Linked DNA regions of Homo sapiens: region 2 is linked to region 1. The links are chromatin loops, found by intact Hi-C in ENCODE. Cell type or tissue: adrenal gland. All regions are shown on one strand.

Evidence for each region. A loop is a pair of places that touch in the nucleus more often than their neighbours do. Peaks named below come from ENCODE experiments on the same cell type or tissue, not always from the same donor. Only the 100,000 strongest peaks of a DNase experiment are listed, where the experiment ranks them.
Region 2: it touches region 1 in a loop (2.3-fold over the local background); 12 of 110 quality-filtered maps call a loop at or near these places.

Annotation. Positions count from the first base shown.
Region 1 is chrX:40,244,347-40,252,346 of GRCh38, reverse strand. No RefSeq gene overlaps it. Among named protein-coding and RNA genes, the nearest start is that of LINC03099, 15 kb to the left of the region's middle. In adrenal gland, no CTCF peak of the experiment used is centred here; a DNase peak (open chromatin) is centred at 3,382; H3K27ac peaks cover 872 bases.
Region 2 is chrX:40,180,282-40,188,281 of GRCh38, reverse strand. No RefSeq gene overlaps it. Among named protein-coding and RNA genes, the nearest start is that of LINC03099, 79 kb to the left of the region's middle. RefSeq lists a silencer at 5,970-6,149. In adrenal gland, no CTCF peak of the experiment used is centred here; no DNase peak of the experiment used is centred here; H3K27me3 peaks cover 68 bases.

The sequences.
Region 1 (8,000 bases):
GCTAGCCTCTAACAAGCAGAGTTGAGTTCACTCACAGTTCATATCTTGTATAGGCAACAGGACTCCCAACCCTTTCCCCAACAAATAAAGAGATAAAGAGTTTAGCCCTGGAGAAGTGGCCCCCGCCTGTAATCCCAGCACTTTGGGAGGCCAAGGTGGGTAGATCACGAGGGCAGGATACCAAGACCATCCTGGCTAACACGGTGAAACCCCGTCTGTACTAAAAATACAAAAAATTAGCCGGGTGTGGTAACACTCGCCTATAGTCCCAGCTACTTGGGAGGTTGAGGCAGGAGAATCATTTGAACCCGGGAGGCGGAGGCTGCAGTGAGCCAAGATCCGAGATTGTGCCACTGCACTCCAGCCTGGGCAAGAGAGTGAGACTCGATCTCAAAAAAAAAAAAAAAAAAAAAAAAGGCCAGGCGCGGTGGCTCACACCTGTAATCCCAGCACTTTGGGAGGCCAAGGCGGGCAGATCATGAGGTCAGGAGATCGAGACCATCCTGGCTAACACGGTGAAACCCCGTCTCTACTAAAAAGTACAAAAATTTAGCTGGGTGTGGTGGCGGGCCCCTGTAGTCCCAGCTACTCGGGAGGCTGAGGCAGGAGAATGGCATGAACCCGGGAGGCACAGCTTGCAGTGAGCCGAGATCTCGCCACTGCACTCCAGCCTGGGCGACAGAGCGAGACTCCATCTCAAAAACAAAAAAGAAAGTTAAGAAAGCCCCAAGACAAGCGTTGCCTTCCTCAAAGCCCATGTCCGTCCTCTGCCTCGCTCTGTCACCCAGGTTGGAGTGCAGTGATGCGATCTCTGCTCACTGCAACTTCTGCCTCCTGGGTTCAAGCAATTCTCCTGCCTCAGCCTCCCGAGTAGCTGGGATTACAGGGGCACGCCACCAAGCCTGGCTAATTTTTTGTATTTTTAATACAGATGGGGTTTCACCGTGTTAGTCAGGATGGTCTCGATCTCCTGACCTCGTGATCCACCTGCCTCAGCCTCTCAAAGTGCTTAGATTACAGGCCTGAGCCACCGTGCCCAGTCACCCCTCCTTCCTTCTAAGTGTCACAGCGGTTCTTCATTCACGTGTGTCTTCTGATGTGTCTGCCTTACTGTTTCATGTTAATGACATTGCATGGGTGCATGTCTTCTCTCCTTGACTAGAAGTTCCTCGAAGGTAGAAACCAATTTTTAGCCTCCTCTGAATCTCTTTAGCTCTGACATCAATGTCTAGTACATAGCAAGGGGTATATACATCCAGACAATGGAATCTTATTCGGGGCCAAAAAGAAATGAGCCATCAAGCCATGAAAAGACATGGAGGAAACTTAAATGCCACTTACTAAGTGAAAGAAGCCAACCTGGAGAGGCCATATGCTGCGTGATTCCAACTCTATAACATTCTGCAAATTGAAAAACCATAGAGATAGTCAAAGGATCAGTGGTTGCCAGGGGTTATGGAGCAGGGCAGGAGGGATGAACTCATGAAGGAGAGGGGTTTGCTTGTTTGTTTTTTTTTGTTTTGTTTTGTTTTTTGAGATGGAGTCTCGCTCTGTCGCCAGGCTGGAGTGCAGTGGTGCAATCTTGGCTCACTGCAACCTCCCACTCCCTGGTTCAAGCAATTCTCCTGCCTCAGCCTCCCGAGTAGCTGGGATTACAGGTACGTGCCACTACGCCAAGCTAATTTTTGTATTTTTAGTAGAGACGGGGTTTCACCATGTTGGCCAGGATGGTCTTGATCTCCTGACCTCATGATCTGCCCACCTCAGCCTCTCAAAGTGCTGGCATTACCGGCATGAGCCACCAAGCCCGGCCGCAGAGGAGATTTTTAGGACAGTGAAGCTATTCTGTGTGATACTGCAATGGTGATTATGCATTTGTGGAAAATTGTAGAATGTATAACACAAAGAGTGAACCCTGATGTAAACTGTGGACATTAGTTAAGAAGTGACAGCAATTAGTTAATAATCAGTACCGATAGTGGTTCATCAATATTGAATCAATATTCTAATGCAAGATATTCATAATAGCAGAAACTGGGGGGCACTATATGGGAACTCTAAACTTTCTGCCCAGTTTTCCTGTAAACCTAAACCTGCTTTAGAAAATAAAACCTATTAATGGTATATGTATGTATGTGGAAGTACATGTGTGTGTGTGTGTGTGTGTGTATATATATATATATATAGAGAGAGAGAGAGAGAGACAGAGAGAGAGAGAAAACAGTAAATGATGTTGGATCATCCTCATGGACACACCCAGTTATGAAAGAGTTTGGAAGATTTGCCCAGGACTGATGGTTTTCAAACTTCAGTAAAACTTAGCTGAGAGTAAATTAAAGGTTCTCCTTCAGCCTGGGCAACATAGCGAGACCCTGTGTCTACAAAAAATTTTTTAAATCAGCCAGCCATAGTGGTATGTGCCTGTGCTCCCAGCTACTTGGGAAGCTGAGGAGGGAGGGTCACTTGAGCCCTGGAGGTCAAAGCTGCAGTGAGCCGTGATCGCACCACTGTGTTACAGCGTGACAGAATGAGACCTTGTCTCTTAAAAAAAAAAAAAAAGGACGAGTAAGCATTTATTTGTGAAATAAAATTTATACAGAAAGTTGCTAGAATTGCCCCTAGGTGTTTGTGTTTCTTGATGTTTCCCCCTAATGTATCATGTTTTGTATTTAAATCATAAATAATTTTTAGATAACCAAAAAGTGTCCTTAATATGATATCTGCTGTCCCCTTTCTAGGCCATGTCAGTTACCCTATTGCTGTAAATATGGCTGTGAGTCCCCTACCCACTGGCAAACCCTGACCTCCAAAGGAAAGGAATAGGTCACGTATCACTTGGCTTCTTTCGGAGAATTAGGAAAGGTAAAAGGGAAATGTCCACCATTACAGCAGTATTAGCTCCCTAGAAAACAGTTTCTGGGCTGGGATGGGTGGCTCACACCTATAATCCCAGCACTTTTGGAGGCCGAGGTGGGCGGATCACTTGAGGTCAGGAGTTCGAGAACAACCTGGCCAACATGGTGAAACCTCATCTCTACTAAAAATACAAAAACTAGCCCGGAGTGGTGGTGGGCGCCTGTAATCCGAGCTACTCAGGAGGTTGAGGCAGGAGAATCACTTGAACCCAGAAGGGGGAGGTTGCAGTGAGCCGAGATCACACCACTGTACTCCAGCTTGGGCAACAGAGTGAGACTCCATCTTAAAAAAAAAGAAAACAGTTTCTGGAGAGATACTGTTCAGGGAACTGCACTGCAGAGAGAAAGACAAAGGCTCTGATGTCAACAGATATTTATCGAGAAAGTGTTGGACCAAAAGGCAGTGGGGCGGGACAGCCGTTCCTGGCAACTGCTTTGTTTCTGTGATACTGTGATAGACCAGGGCAGACACACCTCCCTGGCCTGCGTGCACTCAGCGCCTTCCTGCCCCTCCAAATCTACGATGCACGACATGAACCGGTTGAATAGTCTCTTCTGTATTTCCCACATATCCAACCTTCTCTCTGTTGGCTTTAATGTATCTGCAGCAAGCAGAACTAACTAATGTTATTTTCTTGGTATTAAGTCTCCTGACCTCAGGGTGTAAATGTGCAGAAAGGAGACGCAAATTAGTGTCTTCAGCCGGTGGTCCTGACATTGCGGTTTGAGTAGGAGCTTCCCGCTGCTCCTGGCTCCCAGGTGACTGTGCTGCTCAGCTCCACGCGGCACCACCACCCCCTATTTCATTTATCATCCTCTCCCTCTGATGCCAGCTTCTGATTAGAGGGTTAGAAAATAAGCCCTGAGAGGGAACTAATTACTTAAGTGGGGACGGAGAGGCCAAGGAATGGCTTGGTAACAGTCTCCATGCATTGCGAGGGTTATTACTGCAGGCCGTGGTGACCAGTGGTATCTTAGGTCAGGTTCCCTGGAAGCAGAGAGCCTTAGACAGGGATTCTTGTGCAAATGAAAGATGGAGGAGGGAGGGCTCTCGGGAGATAAAGGTAAGGATGGAGAGAAGCAGAGTGGGGGTGGGGAAGGCAAGCAAAGATTGGGATTTGGCCAAAGTCTAGCGTCAGACTGAGGGTGGGGTGGGGGTTCTGGATTATGAATGGCATCATAGCGACACTCCTCCCCATACTTGACACAAGGCAGCCAGGCTTTTCTGTCCCCAAATCAGTCATTGGTTGACTGCAGGCCACCCCCATGAGGGCAAAAGGAGGGCATAAGCCCAAATGGTCATCCCTGGGTGAGGCTGATAGCAATTCCCCAGAGAAGGCTGACTCCGCAAGCCATCTGTCTGGGGATGTACGCACCGGCCAGTACAGGGAATCTGGCTGGACGCCAACGGCACCCACGAAGGGCTGGCCTCTCAAAAGACAGTAGGAGAGAAGTAGGATAGACATAAGAAAAAGCTCTGGAGGCCACTGGATGCTCTGAAGCTCCTTCCAGCTGCCTGTCACTGGAAGGGATTGGACAGGGAATGGCCTCCACTCACGTGGGTCTTTCCAGGCAGTCACAAGCAGGATGTTTGAGCTCAAAAAAGACCCAATCTGAGAATGTCACTGAGAACTACAATTTGTGATCCTACTGTCAAATGATGGCCTGAGAGACCTAAGGGGCTCCCCAGAAAGCTTCCAGATTAGTTGAGCTCTAATAACAGCAGCAAAGGGTACAGCTGCTACTTGGCCAGGTATGATTCTAAATGCCTTATGTCCATTAACCTAATTTAATCCTCACAGCAACCTTGTGGGTAAGGTGTTATTATTTACCATCCCCATTTTACAGATGGGGAGAATGAGGCCCAGAGAGGTTAATTAATTTACTGGAGTTACACAGTTGGAAGTAGAAGAGCCAGGATCTGAATCCAGATGGTGTGATTCATGTGGGCAACACCATCACTCTACTGCCTCTGGCTGTCCCTCTAGCAGGTGGGGGTGGGATGGGGCAGTGTAGACAGGTGCTAGAAGGCAGGAGACCGCCCTGGATGCTTTTAGAGCAGTATTTTCATAAACCTTTGCATACACTGGAATCACCTGTAAGGGACTGTTACAATACAGGCAGTCCAGAGGCAACTCTGTAAGCCCCACAATGATTCAGATGCGAGTGCAAAGGCCAGGTTCAAATCCTGGCTCTTCCACTTACTACCTGTGTGACCTTGGAAATAAATGTTCATTAACCTCTCGACTCAATTTTTCTCAACTCTAAAATGAAAGTAGACTGAGTGCGGGGGCTCACGCTTGTAATCCCAGCACTTTGGGAGGCCAAGGCAGGTGTATTGCTTGAGCCCAGGAGTTTGAGACCAGCCAGAGCAACATAGTGAGATCCCCATCTCTATTTATTTTTTAAAATAAAATATTTAAAGATAAATAAATAATAATAATAATACTTTTTAAGATGTTGTGAAGTTTAAACTGTGAATCACAGTTGTATATATTAGGCAAAAGTCTGGTAGGCCAAACTATTAACAGTGGGTTCTCTGGGGAGGGAAATTAAGGTGGGGGCATAAAGAAGGTGGGGGCAGAATGGGAGAAACGTTTACTTTTTTTTTTTTTTTTTTTTTGAGACGGAGTCTCACTCTGTTACCCAGGCTAGAGTGCAGTGGCGCGATCTCGACTCACTGCAACCTCCGCCTCCCGGGTTCAAGAGATTCTTCTGCCTCAGCCTCCCGAGTAGCTGGGATTACAGGCATGTGCCACCACACCTGGCTAATTTTTGTATTTTTAGTAGAGACAGAGTTTTGCCATGTTGGCCAGGCTGGTCTTGAACTCCTGATCTCAGGCGATCCACCCACCTCAGCCTCCCAAAGTGTTGAGATTACAGGCGTGAGCCACTGTGCCCAGCCGAAGCGTTCACTTTTTACCCTATGCATTAAATTTTAATTCTTTGTAAGGAGAACATATTAAAGCATCAAGTATGTAAAATTTACTTAATCAAAAACAAAAAGGGCCAGGCACAGTGGCTCACGCCTGTAATTCCAGCACTTTGGGAGGTCGACGTGGTGGATCACTTGAGGTCAGTAGTTCAAGATCAGCCTGGTCAACATGGCAAAACCCTGTCTCTACTAAAAATACAAAAATTAGCCAGGTGTGGTGGCAGGTGCCTGTAGTGCCAGCTACTTGGGAGCCTGAAGCAGGAGAATCGCTTGAACCCGGGAGGCAGAGGTTGCAGTGAGCTGAGATTGCACCACTGCACTCCAGCCTGGGAAGCAGAGCAAGACTCTGTCTCAAAAACAAACAAAAAGATGAAATAGAATTATCTATAGAGAATGCGTGGCACACAATAGGTGTTCAATCAACAGTAGCTGCTAGTAGCAGTATCATCAACCACAAACATTTGTTGAATGCCTATTATGTGCAAGTCATCATATTTAGTCTCCATCAGGAGGCAGAGAAGCACAAGGCAACGTCCCTGCTCTTACACGTACAAAAAAACACCCCAAACACCCAATGGTAGTGTTTACTTTGGATCTAAGAAGTGCTATAGAGAATAAGGGCTTCGAGGAGCTGAAATGAGAGAGAGATCATTTCCAGCTGGCCTCTTCAAGGGAGGTGGGGCTTGAGTGGGCTTTGAGAAAAGGGGAAGATTTCAATAGACAGAAAAAGGGGGAAAGAACATTCCGATGGCAGAAAAGAGCTTGGTTCAAAGGGCAAAGGGACTTGCTAGGCATGCGCAGAAGATGCTGAGTGGACATTTGGCTTGGCTTGGCGCGGCCGGTCTGCGGGATGCAATCATGCTGGATCCGAGGCAGGCAGCGGGGGGCCTGCTGTAGCTGACCTGCCCTCCCTCAAGTGAAAGAACACAATCACTGGCTCCAACACTTCCGGTGGCTAGAATGGACTGAGGCCAAGATGGACTTTCTTAACAATTCTTGACCCCTGTGGACCGAGCCTAGAATAGAAAGCAAAGTAGCCACAAAGATTAAAAAAAAAAAAAAGTCAATCCTCTCCCCAAACTGCTCTGTTGCCCAAATATGCAACAGCCTGCACAATGAATTGTGGGTGCAGAATGGAGGGTGTGTGTGTCTGGGTGCAATATGTGCATGTGCATATGCCACGATGTGTGTTGTGCAGGGGGACTGCCTCAGAAGCATGCACGTTGTAATGACACGCGGTATTTCCTGTGATTGTGTGATATACTGGATTGAGTTATGAGTGCTGTGTATGCTAACCACATCACTGAAAGCTAATCTTTCTGAGCGACTGGGAAGACAGCAGAGGAAAGCAGGCAGCCAGCAAAATCTGCATCCATAGAGTGCGCCATCTGCCTCCGGTGGTCAGTACCAGGTGCCACGGGGGAGTGTGGAGTGGCCCGGGCTGGCGGTATGAATATGAGGCCAGTTGTTCAGGCAGGGCATTGAGGTGGTCGAGAATAAAGCTGGCAGCATTTAAATTTCCAACTGTCCAGCGTTTTTCCTTTATCAGCAAAGTCCCACACCATGAGTGTGCATTTGGCAGCCTGAAAAATGCACCCTGGCATCTTCCTAGATCTGGTCCCTGTGTGTATATATACACAATGTGTATAGAGAAAGCCCAGAGATAAACACTTTTTTAAAAAGTTAAAGCTTGATTAGCTGAACACCAAGAGGCCCCAGGAAATTGAGTTTAAGAAAAATTTGGATAATTGGAACAGCGTATAATATCAAGAATGTTAAATACACAAGTCAGCTGAGCACGCGGCGTTTATGGCAAGCTCTGATTAAAACGAAGTTTCTGATAATCAAAGTTTTAATGGCAGAGGCTCATTTGAATTTCTTCTGTATAAAAAGGAGATTAGATATCGTGTGCACGGAATATCTTGTGATACTTTCCATTCTTCCCAACTCCGGCTGGGTCACATAAATGCTTTTTAGATATTTATTTCATAAAAAGTACGCTGTCCTTTGGTGTGCCCCAAACTAGCCAAAACAGGACTTGCAGCAGATGTGTTTATCAGATTGAGCTGCGAATTTGAGGAGAGGAAAAGTCTGCCTATCGTCTAAGTAATTTCAAAATCAAAGCCATCCCAGGCACACCAGAAGCCTAA
Region 2 (8,000 bases), 64 kb after region 1:
TCACAGAGGTGATGACACTGTAACTGAGGATCAAAGGATAAGCAGGAGATCGGCAAGGGGATTAAGAAGGAGTAGGCGGCCAGGCTCGGTGGCACACACCTGTGATCCTAGCACTTTGGGAAGCTGAAGCGGGCGGATCACTTGAGCCCAGGAGTTTGAGACCAGCCTGGACAACATGATGAAACCCGGTTTCTACAAAAAAAAAAAAAAAAAAAAATAGCCAGGCATGATGCTGTGCGCCTGTAGTCCTAGCTACTCTGGAGGATGAGGTGGGAGGGTCGCTTGAACTTGGGAGGTTGAGGCTGCAGTGAGCCGAGATTGCGCCACTGCACTCCAGCCTGGGTGACAGAGCGAGACCCTGTCTAAAAAAAATAAAAAATAAAGGAGTAGGTTGCTGGGCACGGTGCCTCACTCCTGTAATGCCAGCACTTTGGGTGTTTGGGGGACCGAGGTGGAAGGATTGCTTGAGCCCAGGAGTTGGAGAGCAGCCTGGGTAACACAGCAAAACCCCGTCTTTACAAAAAATTTTAAAAAATTGGCCAGGCATGTTGGTGTGAGCCTATAGTCCCACCTACTCAGGAGGTTGAGATGGGAGGATTGCTTGAGCCAGGGAGTTCAAGGCTGCAGTGGGCCATCATCATGCCAATGAACTCCAGCTTGGGTGACAGGGCAAGATCCTGTCTCAAAAAAAGAAAAAAAAAAAAAAAGGAGCAGGCATTCCAAGCAGAGTGAATAGCCTGTGCAAAGCCCTTGAAGCGATCCATGGTGCCCACCCATTTCCCTCCATCCACTCTGGAAGCCACTTGGAAAGACTTCCCAAGTACAATGAGGACTTCCTGCCACTCCACCTGAGGATGTTCTCTTGGCTCAGAAGCATGCTCAGCTAGACACTGTGTGTGGGGGCAGATCCTAAGTGCTCAGCTTCCCAGAGATAACCCTTAACTCATGAGGAATGAGGGCAGTGGTGTGCTGGGGCAGCAGTACTAGCTCTGGAGAGCCGGATTGTTAAATATTTGGAAAATTTGCCAGCCAACTGCTAAAACTGAGAGCCTGGAATCAGCCCTAGTAGGAATATTTATACCATGACAATCGGCAAACACTACAAATTGGGACTTTTTAAATTCTACCAGAAAGCTGGTTTACTAGCACACCCCTGTGTGGGAGTTGGTGGATAAATACTCCTGCTTCCTCACCCCTTGCTGGGACAGTCCTAAAGGATGTGCTACACAGGACCCCAGAAGGTCACCGGCAGGATTGAACCCCAATTGCCCATATAGGTAACCTGTTCACGAATGCACCCTTTACTGGCCTTCCTCCCTGCCCTGTCTCAATTCCCATGCCCTCACTGTGATTCCTGGGATCATCTTACTTATGCTCAAAAACCCTTGGCTCAGAATCAGCTTGTAGAGGTACCCAAATTAAGACAGGCATGGGGCCGGGCACGGTGGCTCACGCCTGTAATCCCAGCACTTTGGGAGGCCGAGGCAGGCAGATCATGAGGTCAGGAGATGGAGACCAACCTGGCTAACATGGTGAAACCCCATCTCTACTAAGAATACAAAAAATTAACCAGGCGTGGTGGTGGATGCCTATAGTCCCAGCTACTCAGGAGGCTGAGGCAAGAGAATGGCGTGAACCCAGGAGGTGGAGCTTGCAGTGAGCCGAGATCGCGCCACTGCACTCCAGCCTGGACGACAGAGCAAGACTCCATCTCAAAAAAAAAAAAAAAAAAAGACAGGCATGGAAGTGAGAACATGGCACATTAGCAGCGAGCAGCAGACTGATCACGGGGGCTATAAGACCACTGCACAGGCTGGGTGCGGTGGCTCACACCTGCAATCCCAGCACTTTGGGAGGCCGAGGTGGGCAGATCACGAGGTCAGGAGATCGAGACCATCCTGGATAACATGGTGAAACCCCGTCTCTACTAAAAATACAAAAAATTAGCTGGGCGTGGTGGCGGGCACCTGTAGTCCCAGCTACTCAGGAGGCTGAGGCAGGAGAATGACGTGAACCCGGGAGGCGGAGCTTGCAGTGAGCCAAGATCGTGCCACTGCACTCCAGCCTGGGTGACAGAGCAAGACTCCGTCTCAAAAAAAAGCCAGGTGCGGTGGCTCACACCTGTAATCCCAACACTTTGGGAGGCCGAGGCGGGCAGATCACTAGGTCAGGAAATCGAGACCATCCTGGCTATCACGGTGGAACCTCGTCTCTACTAAAAATAAAAAAATTAGCCGGGCGTGGTGGCTGGTGCCTGTAGTCCCAGCTATTCGGGAGGCTGAGGCAGGAAAATGGTGTGAACCCAGGAGGCGGAGCTTGCAGTGAGCCGAGATTGCACCACTGCACTCCAGCGTGGGCGACAGAGCAAGACTCTGTCTCAAAAAAAAAAAAAAAACCACCGCACAGAGGATGCTAAACTTAGTCAAGGTGTCTCAAGGTCTTGAAAGAATTTAAACAGGGAAAGGATGGCAAGATCAGCTGTGCATTTTAGGAAGCTCACCCTGGGGGCTGTGTGACAGATGGATGCAAAGGGAACAAGACTGGAGGTAGGAGAGCTGAAGACTAGGTCAGTGAGAGTCCAAGGAAGAAATGATGAAGGTGTCAGACAACCACAGGAGGTGCTATCCACACAGAACATGATGGAGCTGTGCTTGACACAGCACTGCTTGTGGACCGAACCCTAAGCATGCCTGACACTGTGGGAGCAGACACCTGAACAGGAGACTGGGAAAGGAATCTGGAGGGTGATGAGGACAGGACACAAGGAGAATAGTGTCAAGGAAGCCAGAGAAAAGAGGATGTCAGGGAAGAAGTGTGACCAGTATCACAGGCCAAAGAGAGGTGGTTGTGAGGAGCAAGTAGGTAAGGGTTTAGTATCTGATATAAATTTCTCATTGAATCCTCACAATAGATCCTCTACATTAAATTCAGTGACATTGATGAATTCATAAATGATTTTTCCTGACAAAAATGCTATTCAGAATGAATTCATTTATTCTAATAGTTGAATTGTAGGTTCTTTGGTATTTTCTGTGTGCACAACCATGCCATCTGCAAATAATGACGCTTTCATATCTTCCTTTCCAATCTGGAGGCCTTTTATTTCTTTTTCTTGCTTTATTGCAGTGGCTATGACCGCTAGTATAATCATGAATAGAAGTAGTGATAGCAAGCATTCTTGTCTAGTTCCTGATCTCAGGGGGAAATTTTTCAATATTTTACCATTAAATATACTGTTTGTTGCAAGTTTTGCTTATACATACTCCTATCAGACGTAGGAATTTCCATTCCCTTCTAAGTTTGCTAAGCGCTTTTACCATGACCTCAGAAAAGTTACTTAAACTGTAAACCGTAAAATGTCCACTGCTTTGGTGTTAAAATATCTGGTTTCAAATTCCAGCTGTACCATCTTCTAGCTGTGACTCTGGGCAATTTAATTAAGCTTCCTCTTATAGAAAACAGGGATAATTATAGTAACTCCCTCATAGGAATCTGAGACTTTTCATAAGTTCAAGAGCCCAAGAGGCTGGTTTTGAACCAGGACTAAGGTTTAACATCCAAAGCCCAGGCGCTTAGCTCTCAGATACTCTGCAGAGGCTGATGTTCCCCAGAGTCTTTCCATCTCCTGGTCCTCACTCAGGATTTGTTGGAACCCTTACGATGATGAATGGGAATGGATCCAAACTCTCCCATCCACAGTCACACTTTGCCACCCAGGACTAAGGGTACAGATTTTATGAATGATCAGTCCACTGTGATAGCCAGTCTCCAAAGATGCCCCTTCACCAAAGACCCATGCCTGTTGGTATTCACACCCTTGTATAATGCCTTGATTTTAAATCTGGGTGGGCTTGTGACTCTTTTGTAACTAATTGAATCAACAGAAGTAATACTGCATGATGTGTAAGGCTAGCTTCTGTCTTGGTCTTTTGGTTCGCTCTGCAAAATTGGGCCACCATGGAAGATGTGCTGCTACCCTAAGATCACCATGCTGGAGAAGCTACGGAAGGGCACCACATTCTACAGTTCCAGCTGGGCCCAGACTTCCAGCCTTCCCCACCAAAGCAGCACACATGTACATGAGGCTGATTTGGCCCCGTCCAGACCACATTCACCACCTGAGTACCACTGAGTGACTCCAGTTTACCCCATGTGGAACAGAAGAATCATCCATCTTTGTCCTGATGCAATTCCTGACCCATAAGACCATGAGATATATTGACATAGTTGCTACTGTAAACCACCAAGTTTTGGGATTGTTCGTTGGACAGCAATAGATAATTGGAATATCCACCTTATAGGTTTAGTCCTTAGTCTAGAAATGCACTAAGCAAGCCTGTCCAGTGTTCAAACCTGACACCCATCTTATGCAGCCCTATTCTACCTACTAGAGTTAACCAGATTCAAATAAACAGTATTTAAGTATGGAGAAAACAGTGCGAGAAGGAAGTCATTTCACTCTAAATGTCCTGCATGTTTTTGTGCCTTCAATCCTTCTATTAACAAGAAGGGCCTGGGTGCGGTGGCTCACGCTTGTAATCCCAGCACTTTGGGAGGCCGAGGAGGGCAAATCACTTGAGGTCAGGAGTTCGAGACCAGGCTGGCCAACATGGTGAAACCCCATCTCTACTAAAAACACAAAAATTATCCGGGCATGGTGCCTGTAATCCCAGCTACTCGGGAGGCTGAGACAGAAGAATCACTTGAACCCGGGAGGCAGAGGTTGCAGTGAGCAGAGATCGTGCCACTGCACTCCAGCCTGGCAATACAGTGAGACTCTGTCTCAAAAAAATAAAACAAACAAAACAAAACAGATAATCCTCATCGCAATTGATAGCACTGGTACTATCATGTCCAGTAGTTTTTTAAGGCTGAGGAAACAAAGGCTCAGAGAGAATAACTAACTTGCCCAATGTCACATAGCTAGTTAAATGGCAAAGTTAGGGCTGGAACTGCAAGCCAAGCTCTTTCTTTTTTATTTTGGTCTTGGTTAGGAAACTTTTAGTTGGCAATCAGGGAAATCCATTCATGGTAGTGCAAGGAAGAGAATGGAACTGACTGGAAGAACACAGGAGCAAAAGTGCAGCCAGGCCTCCCAGGGCCAGGACCCAGGCACTGAAATCGTGTCAGGAGCCTATGTTTGCCCTCTCTCTGGAGCCACATGTTTCTGAAGGAGCTCTATTGCACTTCGGCTTAATTTTTCCCTGCTTTTCTGCAGACTGGCTTTCCCTGGCCTGGCATACACAGACTCAAACACAATGGCTCTGTGGTCAGAACAGACTACATAATCTGCAGAGCCCAGAAAAAAATTAAAATGCAGGACCAGCCAGACACTGTGGCTCTCGTGCCTGTAATCTAGCACTTTGGGAAGCCAAGGCAGGAGGGTCACTTGAAACCAGGAGCTAGAGACCAGCCTGGGCAACACAGTGAGACTCTTGTCTCTACAAAAATAAATAAATAAATAAATAAATAAATAAATAAATAAATATTAATTAGCCAGGCATGACGGCATGTACATGTAGTGCCAGATACTCAGGAGGCTGAGGTGGGAAGATCACTTGAGCCCAGGAGTTCAAGGTTGCAGTGGGCTATGATAGCACCACTGCACTCTAGCCTAGGAGACAGAGCAAGACCCTGTCTCAAAAAAATAAAACAAAATAAAATAAGCGGGGCCCCAGGCAAAGAAATCAATCTCCCCTTCTTCCAGGCCCACTGCCCCAATCTATGGCAGTCAGGCAGCCTCCAAGAAATCACAACCTTCGTGCTGGGACACTGTGCACCTGGTGCACAGGTTGGGGAGAGGCCCCTGCCAAATGTGTGTGGCCTTGCCAGCCTGGGGAGGGAAGGCTACCACCTTGTCCCACCCCAAGATGCCATGAAACATATCTGACCACGACCCTGATCTTCCCAATTTTAGCACCGAGGCCCCTGCCAGGGACAGAGGGCAGTAGCAGTCCCAAGGCTAGGGTGGCGTGCGGGAGTCTGGGCAGGGCCCAGGGCTCTCCAGGGACTGGGGAGTGGGCATCTGTGGACCCATCTCAGGGAGGTGAGCCAGGAAGCAGCAGGAGGTAGGTCCCTGCATGAGCAGAAACAGCAAGATTCTGGTGTATGCCTTGTTGTCTCATCATACTTTACTCATAAAACATAGACATTGGCCGGGCGCAGTGGCTCACGCCTGTAATCCCAGCACTTTGGGAGGCTGAGGCGGGCAGATCACGAGGTCAGGAGATCGAGACCATCCTGGCTAACACGGTGAAACCCCATCTCTACCAAAAATACAAAAAATTAGCCAGGTGTGGTGGCGGGCGCCTGTAGTCCCAGCTACTCGGGAGGCTGAGGCAGGAGAATGGTGTGAAACTGGGAGATGGAGCTTGCAGTAAGCCGAGATCTTGCCACTGCACCCCAGCCTGGGTGACAGAGCAAGACTCTGTCTAAAAAAAAAAAAAAAAAAAAAGACATGGACATCATCATTTTACCCAGAATTTCTTTTCTTTTCTTTTTCTTTTCTTTCTTTCTTTTTTTTTTTTTTTTGAGACGGAGTCTCACTCTCGTTGCCCAGGCTGGAGTGCAGTGGCGTGATCTTGGCTCACTGCAACCTCCGCCTCCCGAGTTCAAGTGATTCTCCTGCCTCAGCCTCCCGAGTAGCTGGGATTACAGGCGTGTGCCACCATGCCCAGCTAATTTTTGTATTTTTAGTAGAGATGGGGTTTCACCATGTTGACCAGGCTGGTCTCGAACTCCTGACCTCAGGTGATCCACCTGCCTTGGCTTCCCAAAGTGCTGAAATTACAGGCGTGAGCCACCGCGCCTGGACTTTTTTCCCAGAATTTCAAGATGGTAGCTACAGAGCAATAACCCCAAGCATGGGGCCCATGTGACTGCACGGGTCGCTTGCCCATGGAGCCAGCCCTGTCCTGACTAACCAGCCTTCTCTCTCCCAATCCACTGCTCCCAGGAGAAAAAAATTGAACTAGCTTATCTGGTGGTAGCTACAGCTACATAGAAGCTGTTGGCATCCCGACCCCCAGCGACAGGGGTGTGAACCAGGACTAGACCCCAAAAGGTCTCTACTGAATCTTCTCCACCCACATGCTTAATGTTCTCATACTCTCTATGAGACTAGGAGCAGAGGTGGCCAGTTGCCTACACCAATATTCATCCCCTGCTCTTCCTTCGTAATTTGAGATAACAATGTACCCAAGCTAAAAGATGACATTTCTCAGTGCCATGGACTGAATATTCATGTCCCTCCCAAATTCGTATGTTGAAATCCTAACCCCAATGTGATGGTATTAGGACATGGGGCCACTGGGAGATAATTAGGTCATGAATGGTATTAGTGTCCTTATAAAAAAGACAGGAGAGCGTTTGCTTCCTCTCTCTGCTCTCTACCATGAGAGGGTGCGATGAGAAGACGGCTCCAGCAGGCCCTCAACAGACACCAGATCTGCCAGCACCTTGATTTTTCTTTTTTCTTTCTTTTTTTTTTTTTTTTTTTTTTTGAGACAGAGTCTCACTCCATCGCCCAGGCTGGAATGCAGTGGTGAGATCTCGGCTCACTGCAACCTCTGCCTCCTGGGTTCAAGCGATTCTCAGCACCTTGATCGTAATCTTGGACTTGCAGAACTGTGAGAATTGCTTTTTTCTTTGTTTAAACCACCCAAATTGGTAATTTGTTATAACAGCCTGAACTTACTGAGACATGCAGCTTCCTTCTTGCAGCAAGAGGTGGCCAGGCTGGGCACAGTGGCTCATACCTGTAAATCCCAGCACGTTGGGAGGCTGGGGAGGAGGACTGCTTGAGCCCAGGAGCTCGAGGCTAGCTAGAACAACATAGTGAGACCCCCGTCTCTATAAAAAATAAAAAATTAGCTAGGCATGGTGGTCCCAGCTACTTGAGAGGCTGAGGTGGGAGGATCACTTGAGCCCAGGAGGTCAAAGCTGCTGTGCGCTGTGATTGCACCACTGCACTCCAGCCTGGGTGACAGAGCAAAACCTTG